Linked DNA regions of Mus musculus: region 2 is linked to region 1. A link is a loop called in an ENCODE intact Hi-C map of the cell type or tissue named here. Cell type or tissue: gastrocnemius. All regions are shown on one strand. Each heading gives the region's core, and the rest is flanking DNA. Links, peaks and the distances in the headings are about the cores only.

What was found. A loop is a pair of places that touch in the nucleus more often than their neighbours do. Peaks named below come from ENCODE experiments on the same cell type or tissue, not always from the same donor. Only the 100,000 strongest peaks of a DNase experiment are listed, where the experiment ranks them.
Region 2: a loop joins it to region 1, with 2.0 times the contacts of the local background. A loop is called at or near these places in 9 of 42 quality-filtered maps.

Annotation. Positions count from the first base shown.
Region 1 is chr19:32,747,809-32,750,723 of GRCm38, reverse strand. No RefSeq gene overlaps it. Among named protein-coding and RNA genes, the nearest start is that of Pten, 8.3 kb to the left of the region's middle. In gastrocnemius, for the core only: a CTCF peak has its summit at 1,112 (motif pointing left); a DNase peak (open chromatin) is centred at 1,120.
Region 2 is chr19:32,909,259-32,912,173 of GRCm38, reverse strand. No RefSeq gene overlaps it. Among named protein-coding and RNA genes, the nearest start is that of Gm36774, 20 kb to the left of the region's middle. In gastrocnemius, for the core only: no CTCF peak of the experiment used is centred there; DNase peaks (open chromatin) are centred at 725 and 1,755.

The DNA.
Region 1 (2,915 bases), core at 171-2,670:
AAGAAACTAGGACCAGTGGTATAACGTGCCCCTATTACACAAGAGTCAATGACAGATCCTTACGAGTGAGTGTGGGACGTTTCCAAATACCAATTTTTGTTTGGTTGGGGTTTTTTTGGTTGTTGTTTTGTTTTTGTTTTTGTTTTTGTTTTTGTTTTTCGAGACAGGGTTTCTCTGTATAGCCCTGGCTGTCCTGGAACTCACTCTGTAGACCAGGCTGGCCTCGAACTCAGAAATCCACCTGCCTCTGCCTCCAGAGTGCTGGGATTAAAGGAGTGCGCCACCACCAGCCAGCTCCAAATACCAATTTAATTAAAAGGGGGGGGGGGGGGCGCAAAACCCCAGCTTTTAAATAAACCTGAGCAGGTTAACATGGGGAAATTTAATTAGCGATGGCTTTTCATGGCATTCCAGTCCTAGAGGACACAGAACATGGGGTGAGATGTGACGTGTGTTATCTAACAAGTTAAGCCTGAAGTTACTTTTAAGGATGAGGCCCTTAAGAATCAAACATGCGCCGGGCAGTGGTGGCGCACGCCTTTAATCCCAGCACTCGGGAGGCAGAGGCAGGCGGATTTCTGAGTTCGAGGCCAGCCTGGTCTACAAAGTGAGTTCCAGGACAGCCAGGGCTATACAGAGAAACCCTGTCTCAAAAAACAAAAAAAAAACAAAAAAAACAAAAAAAAACAAAACAAAAAAAAAAAAAAGAATCAAACATGCTAGAGCAGGGCAGTGGTGGCGCACGCCTTTAACCCCAGCACTCGGGAGGCAGAGGCAGGCAGGCGGATTTCAGAGTTCGAGACCAGCCTGGTCTACAGAGTGAGTTTCAGGACAGCCAGAGATATACAGAGAAACCCCCGTCTCGAAAAACCAAAAAAAAAAAAAAAAGAAAAAGAAAAAGAAAAAAGAAAAAGGAGTCAAACCTGCAAATGTGAATTGCCCACAGTCCCTACGATCCTTGGGAAAAGTATTTTTTCCAATGTATGAAGACGGCTCATGCATTCAGTGGGGGCTGAAGAGAAGAAAAGGAAGGGACTTGCAAAGGAAGTCTTAGGAAGAAAACGCCAAACTTCACCAAAGAACAAAGGGAACGCTGCCACCTGCTGAGGAGTCAGTAAGCTGCTGCCAGCGATGCTCCAAAGAACTCAACAGTCTCAGGCAGCCCAGTTTGAGCTCAGCTTACAGCAGGCCTGCCTTGCTGGGGTAGGATGGTAGCGGCCTGTTTCCCCTACCCCCCTTTTTCATGAATATTTATGTCTGTTATCTTTTTAGTCCCACCCCCCAAACCCAAATCTCACAATACAATACTAAGGCTTTTATTTAAGTATTACATGCATGTGGGTAAAAGTTTCCAGTGGCTCGCCATTCCTCTTCCCCAGAAACAGATCTTTTGGGTTTTTTGTATTTTTTTTTTTCCATTTTGATTCTTTACAATTCTTCTCTTCTATTGTGTACAAACATCAGTACATAGTGGCACCTTTAATCTCCCTCTCAGTGGGGCAGAGGCAAGTGCATCTTTGAGTCCCAGGCCAGCTAGGTCTACCTGAGTGAGTTCTAGAACAGAGCCAGGCCTGCATAATGAGGCTTTGTCTCAAAAACAAGCAACAAAAATGAGTACACACATGAAGAAAATTTGCAAGAGAAGGCTAGAAGAAATTGCTGTTAGACCTTTCATTGGTCTACTTTTTCTTCTATACCTCCACTTTCCTATGTGATGTCCTGCCCCCCACCCGACCCCCTTTCTTTCTCACCTACTCATGCCTACATTTTTCTCTTTATCATATGCTGTTGTTTGGTGCCCTTTGATTTTCCTGTCATCAAGAGAATATTGTTTGTTTGTTTGTTTGTTTTTTGTGTTTGTTTTTGTTTTTGTTTTTTGAGACAGGATTTCTCTGTGTAGCCCTGGCTGCCCTGGAACTTACTATGTAGACTCAGAGATACACCTGCCTCTGCCTCCCAAATGCTGGTATCTTTAATTTTACTTAACTTGACCTTGGAACCTAGTCATAGACCACTATTGTGTTCCATGGTTACACTAAATAACACCTGAAAAGAGCTGTAGCCCTTTTCCAGTTCGGGTGGTTCTTTTTGTCTTGTCGTTTGTTTGTTTGTTTGTTTGTTTGTTTGTTCATTTGTTTTTTGAGACAGGGTTTCTCTGTGTAGTCCTGGCTGTCCTGGAACTCACTTTGTAGACCAGGCTGGCCTCGAACTCAGAAATCTGCCTGCCTCTGCTCCCGAGTGCTGGGATTAAAGGCGTGCGCCACCACGCCCGGCTGTCCTGTCTTTTATTAAAACAATGTGTCAGAATCCATAAAGTAAGTTTGTACCTTTACAGAAGTCCCATAGTAACTGAGGTTTTTTGTGACTGCTAACAATCTCAGAAAGAACACTATAGAAAGGCCTAATGTTGTCAAATTCAACTTGGAAATTCTGCCTTTTCTAAATACAGTAAAAAGACAGTTCTCTGTTGAGGGTCTTCGCCACCTAATTGTATTAACAGAATTAACAACTTTTTTTTGTATTAACATTAATGGAGGGCTGGAGAGATGGCTCAGTTGTTAAGAGTGCTCTTCCAGAAGTCCTGAGTTCAATTCCCAGCAACCACATAGTGGCTCACAACCATTTGTAATGAGATCTGATGTGCTCTTCTGGTGTGTCTGAAGACAGCTACAGTGTACTTACATATTAATAAATAAATAAATCTTAAAAAAAAAAACATTACAGGACAGCCAGGGCTATACAGAGAGACCCTGTCTCCAAAACAAAAACAAAAACAAACAAACAAACAAAAATTAATGTATTCTTGAGGTCTTGTTGATTGTAAGATACAAGATTGTCTGCATTTCAAGTCCTGTGCATTTTACAATATTGAGTATTAACTGGTCAACTTAGCTATTAACTGAGCATCTTTTCCT
Region 2 (2,915 bases), core at 302-2,801, 160 kb before region 1:
AGAGATTGTAAGTTCCTATCTGTTGCAGGATTTTCCCTATCCAATTACATTAGCGCAGAGGAGGCCTGTGATTGGACAGTAAAAAAGGAAGGTGGAGCTAAGCGTTGCAGAGCGTCTCAGAGGAGAGGGAGAGGAGAATGGAGGCAGATGTGATCATTTCATGTGGTTAGAATAATTGGGATAAAATTTTTATCATTACCAATTGGCTCTGAAGTTATTGTATTGGCATCTTGTAAATTGTGATATTATTGATACATAAATCTGATTGGTTAATTAAGCTTTGAGAGTCTTGATTTTACTGGGTTACTGGGTGTTGTGATTTCTAACCCATTTAGTTACTGGAATGTGGGATCTCTGACTACATTTATGGCTGAGGAAGTACTGGCAGCTCCGGGACAAGAGAGCCGGGGCTAACTTCCGGAGCTGGCTGGAGAGAGCTGATGGCAGTGGCAAGAGCGCAAGAGCGTGGTCCGCCCAGCACAGAGATGGTGGGCTCATTTTTTTTTTTTTTTTTTTTTAATATTTCCCGCAACACCTATCCCTAAGTGAGACATCTTTATCAACTTGCTCCCCTTCTGCCCTCCATGGTTCAGGGAACACTGAAGAGGAGGAGGAAGACGGAAGTAAAAGGAGCCAGAGGATCTGAAAGAACGTTGTGAAATTCTGTCTTCTGGACATAACAGGACCATTGTGCTCTTCACAACTGTGCTTACCTACACGGGATCTACATAAAATCCAGGCAGCTGAAATCCCTGCACAGATGGCAGGTGAGCTCCCCAGGTCCTACCCTTGAATGAGGAGCTATTGACAGTTGATGGCTGCTGCTGCTGAGAGAGAGCCGTCCTCTTTGAGGGTATGGCCACTGATAGACTTCCCATGCTTCAGAGAATAGCCTCACACCCATGCACATGTGAACAAAAAAGAAGACCTGAAGATTGGAGGAAGACATATTTCAGAGAATACAGGAGAAGTAGGAAGAGATACATGGGGGATACATAAGATCAGACTCTGCTGTGTGTAATTCTCAATATTAGAAAAAAATTAAAATGTACATGAAAATTTGAATATGTGCATGAATGATTATAGTTCTAAAGATATATTCTACGGATATTAATTCAATCTGTTACCACTCGGTACCTACCATAAAGACATGTTCTACAGATATTAATTTAATATGTGAGCACTCAGTACCTGCCATATGATAGTAAACAAGACAAACCTGGTTCCTAGCTTGATATGTAAAATCATCACAGACCCGGTATTTCCCATGTCCCACTGGGAGAGGGGAAAGCAATACTGCTCAGTGGACAGAGAACAGTCCAGGGACCTTGTTTAGAGCCTATCAGGGCCCCAGGCCAGAAATTACCCAAAGGGCAGTCCTTGTACTATTATATTGTAACAGTACTTATTTGGTAATTATTTAACATGTATATCACATAAAACCTATTTATTTTGTGGGATTTATGGCTTAGGACAAGGTGAAAAATAGTCCACTCAAAATAATATTAAGGGAATCATTGTGTTAGTAACATAATCAACAGCCAAGTTTATGAAGCATCAATGAAAATAATCTTTGCAGGTCACTGAGATAACAAACACCAGGATGAACGTGCATATAGCCCGTGAAAATAATATTGGTTCTAATGATCCCTCATTGGACTTGGCTCAACCATTCACACAGGCGATGAGCTAAAGCAACTATGGTACAAGCTGCAAGACTCTGACTGCACATGCGCTTGCCAAGCATTCGGAAGGCAACATGCCTGCTGAGGCCATGGGGGAACTCAGCAGGAACAGGATCTGGTGCCTGGTCTGAGGAGAGTATAATTTAACAGGAAAGAAAAGGCAGGCATACAAATAACTGTAAAATGGGATAAGCCCCAAAGAGGAGGTACAAAGCCCCAGAGAAGAGACTCAAAGGAGGGATAAGTCACGCCTATGGGGAAAGGTCACAAGAGACTTCATGGAGATTTGAGATGCTGTTTGAGATAAGCTGGGGAGAGGAGAGGAATTTCAAGGACACAAAAGAAGGGGTGTATATGTGACATTCCAGAGAGGGACTGATTGCTTGAGCTCCAGCTCAGAGAGACCGGGAAGGGACAAGAGAATAGAAAGTTTCTTCTGTTGATTCAGCTGGGGTATAGAATGCAACTCAAGCAGATGACTGTGGGGAGTTCAGAGTGTGGCCATAGAGTGGGGCAGAAAGTGAGGTCAAATTAGCACAGGAGAGAAGCCAGTTGACAGAAAGGAACACTTGGGCCTCAGGCTCCAGAGCTGACATAGAACAGGTAAACCACATAGCACAGGAAAGGTGTGTGCTATGCAAATGAATACCAATCTGCTGGGCTGGTGTGCCTTTGAGCGTTGAGCATCTAACCTGTCTCCCAGCTCTGGCTTACTTTCTCTCTTGGAAGTACACTCTTAATATACTGTTCCTGATTCTGCTACTATTCATATGACTTTGTCTGGGTTGTTTGTTTGTTTGTTTGTTTGTTTGTTTGTCCTAGGACATAAAATCTTGAAAACCTCAAAAGGTGCCTGCTGGAATCAGGTATCAGGGGACAATAATGTCCCCAGCACTGGAGAGCAGACTGAATATATTCTACATAAAGTAATGGAAATGGTGGGATGTTGGGTAGGGGGCAGTGAAGAGCTTAAGGGATGAGTGGAGCCTATAATCTAGAAATGAGGTAAAGGTTATCGCAGCCAAGGCCCTAGTGACTATGACTCCCTAATGAAAGGACCAAAAAAGGTGTGAATTTGAGGAATCAAAGTGATTACACTGGGGGTGGGGGTGGGGTTCTTTAAGACCTGGGGATTTATTTAAACTAGAGGAGAGACAGGAAATTCCCAGGGCGAGCAGATAACTAGATAGATCCTTGTGAATCTTAGCAGGTGAGGCTGTGGGGCAGAGG